3 separate regions of the Homo sapiens genome follow, and all the other regions are linked to region 3. Evidence: chromatin contacts called from ENCODE Hi-C or POLR2A ChIA-PET data. All regions are on one chromosome and are shown on one strand. Each heading gives the region's core, a stretch centred on a gene start or an enhancer-like site at or near the end of the contact. The rest is flanking DNA. Distances are from core to core; before and after follow the strand shown. Region 1 holds the start of TLNRD1 (talin rod domain containing 1). Region 2 holds the start of CEMIP (cell migration inducing hyaluronidase 1). Region 3 holds the start of FAH (fumarylacetoacetate hydrolase).

The links. A loop is a pair of places that touch in the nucleus more often than their neighbours do. ChIA-PET counts read pairs that join two places held with the same protein, here RNA polymerase II (POLR2A). Pooled maps may share reads with other maps.
Region 1: a loop to region 3 is called in a map of CD8-positive, alpha-beta T cell, with 12 times the contacts of the local background. The contact joins the promoter of TLNRD1 here to the promoter of FAH in region 3. A Hi-C loop is called at or near these places in 4 of 168 maps with a recorded cell type or tissue (CD4-positive, alpha-beta T cell, CD8-positive, alpha-beta T cell and ascending aorta), 5 of 37 single-sample maps with no recorded cell type and 13 of 50 pooled maps.
Region 2: a map of chondrocyte shows a loop between it and region 3 (4-fold over the local background). The contact joins the promoter of CEMIP here to the promoter of FAH in region 3. A Hi-C loop is called at or near these places in 1 of 168 maps with a recorded cell type or tissue (chondrocyte). POLR2A ChIA-PET finds 5 or more read pairs at or near these places in 2 of 52 experiments (Caco-2 and activated T-cell).

The regions. Positions count from the first base shown.
Region 1 is chr15:80,999,539-81,002,562 of GRCh38, reverse strand. TLNRD1 (talin rod domain containing 1) reads right to left here and starts at 1,640. Exons shown (of 1, transcript NM_022566.3): 1 at 1-1,640. The coding sequence starts at 291. It overlaps LOC128071545, which reads right to left and starts at 421. Exons shown (of 1, transcript NM_001414893.1): 1 at 284-421. The coding sequence starts at 421. The coding sequence ends at 284. RefSeq lists silencers at 343-472, 823-1,282, 1,323-2,012.
Region 2 is chr15:80,777,362-80,780,660 of GRCh38, reverse strand. It overlaps CEMIP (cell migration inducing hyaluronidase 1), which reads right to left and starts at 1,291. Exons shown (of 30, transcript NM_001293298.2): 1 at 1,047-1,291. RefSeq lists an enhancer at 264-769 and a silencer at 1,390-1,669.
Region 3 is chr15:80,151,569-80,154,673 of GRCh38, reverse strand. It overlaps FAH (fumarylacetoacetate hydrolase), which reads right to left and starts at 1,675. Exons shown (of 14, transcript NM_000137.4): 1 at 1,539-1,675. The coding sequence starts at 1,619. RefSeq lists a silencer at 1,687-2,246.

The DNA of each region.
Region 1 (3,024 bases), core at 391-2,890, 850 kb before region 3:
CTGCACGTCGTGGGTGAGGATGGAGAGCCCCTTGGTGCGCGCGATGATGGTGTCCCGGCACTGCTCGAAGGACTCGGCGCCGGCACCAGAGGAGGCGGGGCCCTCGAAGAGCACGGGCCGCGCCTCGCTCGACAGCAGCAGCAGGTCAGCCACCAGCTGCATCTTGCCCTTGCAGTGGTCGCAGACGGATACCAGCCTCTTCCGCGGCTGCGAGCTGGCCCCGCCGATGGCGCTCGCAGGAGCCGGAGAAGCCGCCTCGCCAGTGGGCTTCCCGGCGCTGCCGCTAGCCATCGCGCCCGGGGGGCACTGGCATGCCGCTGGGGAGCCCGCTACCACCGCCGCTGCCGCGGCCACTGCCGCCGCCCCGGCGGCCGTCGCGACTCAGCTGGCCAAGGCCGCGGTGCCTTCCCCGCACCATCATGCCATCCACCGCCGCGGGCAGAGGGCACTGGGCTGCGGCGGCGGGAGCCCGGGCGGCGCGGGGTGGGCCCGAGGGCGAGAGAACGCGGAAGGCTCTTCGGGGCAAGGGGAGGGGCTGCAGCTTTCGGCCTCCTAGAGGGCTTGCAGGAACCATGAACCGGGGCAGAGCAAACTCACTGTCCGCGCTCCTCGTCGCCGGGCTGCCAGGAAAGTCCCTTCTGCTGGTTCGCCGCCGCCGCCGCCTTCTTGGGCATGGCCTGGCGCGGCCCTCGGAGCGGGGAGGGCGGGACGGGGAAGCTGGGAGTTGTCCTTCCTTCCTTCCTTTCTTTGAAATCAAAATCCTTTCCTCGGGGAGGAGCGCGGGAGGCAGCTCAGGCGGGCTGTGCTGTCAGCCGCCGCGCTCGAGGCCACCTCGGGCTCGGCGGCGCACGTGGGCTTCAGGCGCCGTGACCCCACCAGGCGGCACTTCCCCGCGACGGCGGCCGGGGCTGGCTCTCTGGGACGCGCGGCCGCCCCGGGCGCATCTCCTGCCTCCAGCTCTTGGGAAGCGGCGCCGGCGGCAGCGGGGCAGAGGGTGTGGCCGGCACTGTCGCGGCCGCGCCGAGTCAGAGTCGGGCGGGAGCCTGCACTGATTGCGCACAGCGGCCGCCCGGATCGCGCTCAAGCTCTCGCCCGCCCGCCACACGCCCGGGCGTGCCGAGCACCACGGCGGCCCCTTCCCGCCTCGCCGGTTCACAGAGCGCGGCCCGGCGCCGCGGCGGCACGCCCTCCCAGACCGCGCGCCCGGCGGCCCGGCGCTGGCTGTCTACGCAAGTCCATCCCTGTCGCCTCGTCTGGGGCCCGCAGCAGCTGAGCTCTCCCGAGGCCCCGGGCCCCGCGCATCGGACGCCCCTGCACGAGTCTCCCTGCCACCGGGCCAACTCAGAAGGTCCCCGCGGCGCTGCGGCAACCGGCCCGGGCCCCGGCTCCTGCCATTTTTGTCAACCGCCAACTTCCGAGCGAGCGGGCAGAAACTGAAAGGAAGGGCGGGGGCCGAAAGGCAGAGGGGAAAACACCCGCTTCCTCTCCGCGCGCGGCTTCACCTCGGAGCGCGGCCGTGGCTGCGCCGCCGCCCGCAGGGGCTGCCGGAGGCTTTTCCTGTTCCCGTCCGCGCCTCGCCCCCGGGCTCGCCGCCGCCGCCGCCTCGGCCGTAACCTCCCTGGAGCCTATAGAAATCTTTTGTGTGGCGTCACCGCCTTTCGTTTAAATCCCGCTTCCTCCTCTCGCCCTTCCTCCCGCCCCCTCCGCCGCTCCCGGATGCTTGCGCGATGCGCTGCTCCTCCCCCGGGAAGCTGGGTGGCTGCGGGGGACGCCGCCGCCCAACGCGGACGCTGCCGGCGTGGGGCCGGTGGTCCTGAACTCCCCCGTGGTCCTGGGCCGAGAGACTGGGGGAGCGGACAGGGGAAGGCCTGCTCCGGCCCGGGGGCTCTGCGCACACCCATGGGAGACCGGGGCGCAGCCGCCCGCGGGCCTTACGTAAGCTCTTAGCCGGACCAGGGGGCTCCACGCTTCCTCCCCGCCAAGAGAGCAAGTCTAAAAGGTGACCTGGCTTCTGGGCTGAAGGGAGGAGGACACTGGATTTCGGCCCCTGGTGATTTGCTGGGGCCGGTGGGTCGTCTCGGTCTGCGCGACTTCGCCCGGTTTTCCAACGCCCCCTGCCCTTTGTTGTGTTTGATCCACTTCCACGATGGGTTTCCGACCAGCAGTGCAGTGTAACGAAAAGAGGAAAAGAGCACTGGATGGGGAGTCCGAAGAGTGGTGCTAGATGCCTGCCCGTTCCTCCCTTGAAATACGCCTTATGCAGTGAGAGCGCGGGTTCTGAAGCAGATTTCCTAGGATCAGCCTTTCTCAAGCCATTTATGAGTTCCATGACATTGTTCAAGTTCTCTTTCCAAGTATCCGTCTTCTCTTCTAGAAATTAGAGATTGTGCACAGGCTGCTTGAGTACTTGGTTCCTAAACAGTAGCTGTTAGAATTATTATGAGCCCTGATCAGCGCACTTTGCCCTCTCATAACGTCTATTTATTCGTCTGTATAATGGAATAATAGTGGCTGCTGTTAAATGAATTAAATACGACGGCGTTTGGAGGGAAACATTACTACTCCAGTTTTACAGATAAGGAAACTGATGATCAGGTGCTTGAAGTGACTTCCGAAGATCAGGAAGACAGCATATGGCAGGGACAGGAACCCACGCCTACGCCCCAGCCTCTTTTTACCGAACCTTGTTCTTCAGGAAGTGGTTAAAACACCTGGGCTACTCCCAGCAAAACGCCAGTCACGCAGTCCTGAAACAGGTCCTCTAAGGTGCCCAGCCCAACACAGGCTGGGCGTGCTGAGCCAACAGAATGTTTGTTCCTCTGTCCCTTCCTAGAACCCCAAGTCACCTTTCTCCAGCCAGTTAAAAACGTTACTTTTAACTAGGATGACGTTTCAATTTATCGGCCATATCCAAGCATTTCTGAGAATGAACTGTGAGACATGCTATTAATAAATTAACCATGAACAGCAGGTTCAAACCTGGATGGATAGTCATCCTACTTATAACTGAAAGTATCCTTAAAT
Region 2 (3,299 bases), core at 42-2,541, 630 kb before region 3:
CTGCAGCCAGGCACTGGCTCACACATCAGAAGATTAGTTTTTAAAGGGAGCTCTCACCTGTGGGTAGCGTTGGCTGCTTGGAGAAGGACTCAGGACCTCAAACCCGGCAGCTGGCGGAACTCCTGGGACTGCCGTAGCGTCCGACCCTTGGGGAACAGCGGCTGTCGCAGAGAGTGTCTGCGGCTGAGGACCCAGGGCGCACAGCGCTCCTCTCTCATGAGCACACGCATCCCTTGGGGTCCATTCCAGAATGTCACTGGCCTTCGTTCCCAGAGCGGCGAGCTGGAGACCTGGCCAGCGTTCTGCCAGGACTCTCTGCCTTTCCTCACAACCTAACGCGACCTTTCTTGGAGCCGACGTCCTTTGCCAGGGACCACCAGACCTTCTTCCAGCGATGCCACGTTTGGAGTCTCAGTCTAAACATCAGCAGAGCCCCCCGGGTTCATCTAACATTGCAATTGCCTCAGCTCGGCCCCGCGCCAGCGCGTCGCTGGGTGCCTAGCGCTGTCCCGGAGGCACTGGGAGGCGAGGGAAACTGGGAGGAAGAGCGTGCTGAGGCAGGAGCAGCAGGGCGCAGACCTGTTGCTAGGCGCACGCCCGCTAGAGCTCGGCGTGAGCTGGCTCCCAGTCGGCAGGACACCGAGACCTGACCCTTGTGGTACTCCCTCCTCGGCGAGACACTCTCCCGGGCGCAAGCCCCCGGTGCCATTCAGAAGGGGGAAAATCTACGGAAAGCAGGAGTCTGCCCCCTCTGGATGCCCTCTGGGGACTCCAGCGCCCCCCGGCACCTGCAGCTTGTAAAGCATCACAAGATCTCAGAGAAATCCCACAGAGGACAGTGCCAAGAGCGTGTGCCCATCAACAGACGCATGGACAAACAGACAGATAGAGGTAGACTGCACAGCACAGGGTGGACAGACAAACAGAAACTGAGGCGGGTAACGTTTACCCTGTGCCGGGTGGAGGCGCGGGCCCCCACTTCTTACCTCTCTTCCGTGGCATGGGCCGTCAGCTCATCCCTGACGCCCCCAGCCAGGCCCTCTTACCTCTGGGTCTGTAGCCGAGACAGTGTCACGCCTCGCGGGCCAGGAGCGCAGCGGCCCCGGACGTCTGGTCGCTGACCGCCAGGCGCCGCGAGCTCCCGGGGCGTGGGCAAGCGGAGTGGTAGCTAGTCTGGGAAATCTGGGTTCAGACCCTGGCCGCGCTCAGCCCCGCTGGCTCCCCGCGCCGCTTGCGCTCGCCAGGCTCTGTCCGATAGCACCGCGCTGGGCTCTGCTTGAGCGCTAGCTCCCCGGCCCTCAGCCGAGAGGCCGCTTTTATAGCCACTTTTACTGACTCCTCCCCCGAGGAGCCCCTGACGCCCGCGCGGCACCGAAGCTCCCTCCCTCGCCCCCCGATGAAACTTCCCTCCACGCGCCCCCGCCTTGCCCAAGTGGGGCGGGGGCCCTGTGCCCGGGCCGGACCGGGGCGGGCTCTGGCGGCGGCTCTGGGAGACGCAGACCTGAGCCCGCGGAGCCCGGGTGCGCAGAGTCCCGCCCGCAGCAGCCAGGTGAGGGCGCTGGAGGCCAGGACTCGGTGGAGCGGCCGCGGCGGACCGCGGAGAGCAAGTCCCCGGGCCTCCAAGGAGCCAGGGTCGCCCGTGCCCCGCTCGCGCCCCGGGGCGCCCTCCGAGGCAAAGAGGCAGTGGAGGACAGGAGAAAAGGTCTGCGCCTGCCACAGAATCGCCGCGAGTCGGGGTCCCAGGCTAAGTCTCAGGATCTCTTTTTAACTCAGCAGCAAAAGAGTAGCCCGAGAAAGAGATTTTGGTATTGGCCTAGCAGTTAATCCGAGAGGAAGATGCTTGGGTGTTCACTGAAAGGCACCTTGGTTTGAAACTGGATTCAGACATGCCAGTTACAACTGTGTACAGGATCTTAACCCCTCCCAGTCTCAGTTTCCTCATCAGGAAAATGGGTTCTGTGATGCTTCCTCACTAGAATGGTGAGGCTTAAATGAGATCAGGAAAGTCCAAGTTCTAAGCACATAATAGGTGCTTGGTAAGTTAGAAACATTCCCTGTGGGTAGGAGGGCTCTGTGCCTCTTTAACTGGACAGGCCAAAGTTCTGAAGGGTCAAAGCAAGAAGGTGCGGCTGGTCTAGACATTCCCTCGCGGGAGGAAACAGTACCAGTAGGAAAAGTTCATCACAACACATCCCTAGGGCATATGGAGTCTCCTCTCAACTCTGCCGCTAACCTACTGTGTGACCAGGGCCAGCTACTTCCCCTGTCTGAGCCTCAGGGTGGTTTTTTTGCAGGGAGGTGAGGAGTGTTTGTTTTTCTTGTTTTGTTTTAATCTGTAAAATGAGGGCGTTGATACCTGCTCTCTGCCTCTTCCACCTTTCAGAGTGTGACTCAGCCCCCTTTCCTGGTTAGCAGAGGCCTCCTAGAATATACATTTCTTTCTTCCTTCCTGCCAGTGTTCTCTGAGAACCAGCTCCTCAGGCAAGGTCTCCATTCTGTGTAGTACACACTAGCTCCGGGACTCTAGGTCTGGACTTTAAGGCCAGGCTGTGGTCGGCAGAAGCTGTGGAAGTCTGTGATCACATCTGGGCTGAAGCAGAAGCCTTTGTCACCTGGTTAAACTGGGAAGTCCTGCAATCCACCTCTAGGCCTCTTCCAGAAAGCGGAACTTGATCCTTACTGGGGGTGGTGGTCAGGATTCTCAGCCCTTCTTTGATTTATTGGGAAGTAATGAACTGGATCCAATGGCAAGCCCTCCTCCCCAACCTTTTCTTTCCAGCCGAATAAAATGGAGCCCCCCCGACCCAGGGCCCCTCTCCCCAGTCCTCACCATGATTCCTGTTTATGTTTTTCTTCCTTAAGGAGCTCCCAGAAACCAGACCCACAAAGAGTTGTGTGTTAGGGGTTTGGGGGTGCTGGGCATTTGGCCCAAATGGAGAAAGGTCGACCTTGAATCAGCCTGGCTTGGCACGACATGCAGGATTTTCCATCAACAGACAGTAGATTTGAGGCCTGAGTGGAGCCAGGTAGCTCTCTGGTGAGGGGCTGGCTCCACAGCCATCTGGGAGATGAAGTGGTAAAGGCAGGGTCCTGTCTAGGGATGGGCCCTGAGAAGTGCTTGGCTATGTTTTCTCAAAGCACTGAAATGCCCAGCACATTCCTCTGGTATCCAGTTTTCTTTATCACAGACCAATGCCCAGGGGAAAAGAGCAGTGCTGATGAATTACAAACAGGCTCCGAATGTCTAAAACCAGATTCTCCAGCCAGTTCTCCATTCAGCACTGCCATTCAGCACTCAG
Region 3 (3,105 bases), core at 426-2,925:
ATTAGGAAAGGCTGACTGCTGACATGGGGGAAGGGAGGTTTTGCCTTGGCAACTAGTCTTGCCTGGCAAGGCAGCCATCACGGTTGGAATGTCCAATGCCTGCAGAGAAAGCTTCAGAAGAGGCTTGTTCAGCTGGAAGGCCAAAGGGCCAACTCTCCACCCCCAGCACTGTATCAGAGGACAGCGGAATGGGGCTCTCTCTTCCAGACATCTGTAGTGGCTGCCCTGCACATTCTGATGTTGAAACAGCGGGACATGGTGTCTGAAAACACCTAGCCACACTCTAACGGATATTAATTCGATTCCCCTGAGAAAGCAAGTCAGAGCTCCCTACTGGGGTGTGCCTGCCTCTCACAAATGTTTCTGTCTAATGGATTTGTGCTCCCAGGAAAGGTGAGGGAGGACACATCTGCCGAGGGCAAAGTGTTTGAGGAGGGCAGAGGGAGGGCTCTGTCTGCAGAAAGGTTGTTGGCCATCACAAGTTAAGATTTAATGTGCCTCAGATTGTGTCCTCCAGGGGATTGAGTGTCCACTTTCTGTATCCTTGCAACATCTGGTCAGCCCGGCCAGATGTGAAACCACAAGTTGACTCTTCTAGACCAAAGCACTTACCGCAGACAGGCCCACAAAAGGCCAGCCACTTGCATCCAATGACAAGCCATGGGGGAAGGAGGGAACCCCACTTTCCAAGAAGAAGCCAACTGCCAGGCCCCTCGTTTAGCAAACATTTCCTGATTCTGGGGTTCTATGGCTTACAGAGATGAATCAGGAGTTTACCTTTAAAGTTGGGAGCAGAAATCTAAGCCAAAAATATCATCAACAAATCCAAGGGAATCTGCTTTTCCAACCTAGGGAACCTCTTATTATCTATTTGCTGATAAACCCCCAGTTTTCAAATACTTCTTTCTACCAATCAGACTACACTGACTTAGTCAAAGTTTGTTTCCCTGCCCTCTTTCTTCTGATCAGTAGGGGAATGCCAGGGAGCCCACACCAGGAGCTGAAAGAATTTCAGCTATAGGCAGAGACACTTGCCATCTTAGATCTCACAACTCTAAGCCAAGAAACGCGCGTGCCCCTCTGACCTGCTACGCATACCGGGTTATCATTTCCCGGGTTCTAGGGTTAGGGGCTATCCAGCGAGATGAACCACCAGCCCTGACCTGGCCTCTTGGGCGAGAGAAACACACCGCAACCACCTCGGAGTAGGCAGCATGCCTGTGTGCTGCAGCTTCCGGTAACAGAATCCTGCTTGCTCTGCTTGTCTGGGAGAGTGACACGATTCATTTCATTTTGCATTTAATTCTCAGCAAACCTGCGGACAATGAGGCTGAAAAGTTAAACAACGTGCACAGCTAGAAAGTTACGAGGCGGGACTCGAGCCCATAGGCACTCTCACGGAACGAATCTTAAGAGAAAAATGGCACAAGCCTCCATCCCGCCCCTCATTCCACTCCATTCCACTCCACTCCACTCCACTCCACTCCACTCCACTCCACTCCCTCCCCGCGCCCGGACGCCAAAGCCCCACTGCTCACGTCGCCTCTGGTCGAGAAGACGCCGTAGGGCAGGTTGTGGATGGGGAAGTCGGAATCCTCGGCCACCGGGATGAAGGACATGCTGAAGAGCACCCGGCACGGCTGCGGGCCTAAGGTGGCGTGCGGAGAGCAGGACTGAACTCGGCCGCTGTGGTCAGGCCCGGCCCCGCCCCCCTGCCCGCCCCCACGGCCTGTCCGGGTGACACAGCAGGGACCCCGGAGGCTCCTACCTGACTTTTGGTCTCACCGTGAACACCCCGCCCCCGAACCCCGAGCCCTGCCCCTCCCCCCTACCCTGACCCCCGCCAGCTCCAGGTCCTCCACAGTCTCGCCCGCCCTTCCAGAGCCCCGCCCCGCCCCTGGCCCCGCCCCCGTGGGCCTCAGGTCCTCCAGTCTCTCCTCCCTCCCTGAGCCCCGCCCCTCCCCTTGCCCCGACCCCGCGAGCCCCAGGTCCTCCACAGTCTCACCCTCCCTCCCTGAGCCCCGCCCCTCCCCTCGCCCCGCCCCTCCCCTCGCCCCGCCTTGCAAGCCCCAGGTCATCCAGTCTCTCCCTCCCTCCCTGAGCCCCGCCCCTCCCCTGGCCCGGGTACCCGAGAGTCCCAGGCCCTCCAGTCTTGCCTCACTCCCCGAGCCCCGCCCCTCCCCTGGCCCCGCCCCCGTCCTGATCCCCGCCCTGTCCGCGAGTCCACGTGGGGGAGATCTGGTTCCAGCCCCCGCTCGGGGCAGCTAGCTGGTCCTACCGAGAGCAAACCCCAGCTTAGCATTTAAGGCTCTGCCCTGCATGACTCCAGCCTCGCTCGCCCCGGCTGCTGCCCTGCTCTTCAGCTCAACAGAACTCTTGTCCGCTTCCTGGAAACACTTTCTCCCCAAGAGCTGCTCCCTGAGCTTCAGAAGAACACCCAGTCGCGTCCTTTCTGCCTTCATACCATGATGCTCCGTCCAGCTATGACACTTCCACTTGTATGTCAGAGAAGGGGACAGTTAGGCCTGTTTGGAAGGCTTCAATTAATGAGAATTAATATTCTAAAAAATATAACTCACCTGTTTCACATGCCAGTAGTAAAATGACGTTGACAAGATGCTCAACCTTGGACAAGTTACTTAAACTTTCTCTACCTCAGCTTCCTTCTCTGTATAATGTTGATGATAATAGTTCCTACTTCACAAAGTTGATATAAGAATGGAATGAATTAATATTTGTGAAGCACCTAGAATAGTGCCTGGCATATACAGGTTATGTGTGTGTGGAAAGAGAGAGAAGGGAGGGAAAAAGAGGAAAGGAGGGGAGGGGGATAAAGGAAAGGAAAGATAAAAGAGAAATAGGAGAAGAGAGAGAGGGAGAAAGAAAAGAAGGAAGACAGGAAAGAAGGGAAAGGCAGACTATCTTAGGGTGGGTTCAAGGTGTTATCTAATCACTCATGTGCAGTCAGCTGCAGTTTTTTGAGACCATGCCACAGCCAGGACACTTGGAACACACCGGAGAGTGTGTCGTTGTGTTATTGTTGGTGTGAATGATTCAGGTACACTTTTAAACAGCCAGGATGCCGGCTGAAATCTAGAAAAGTAG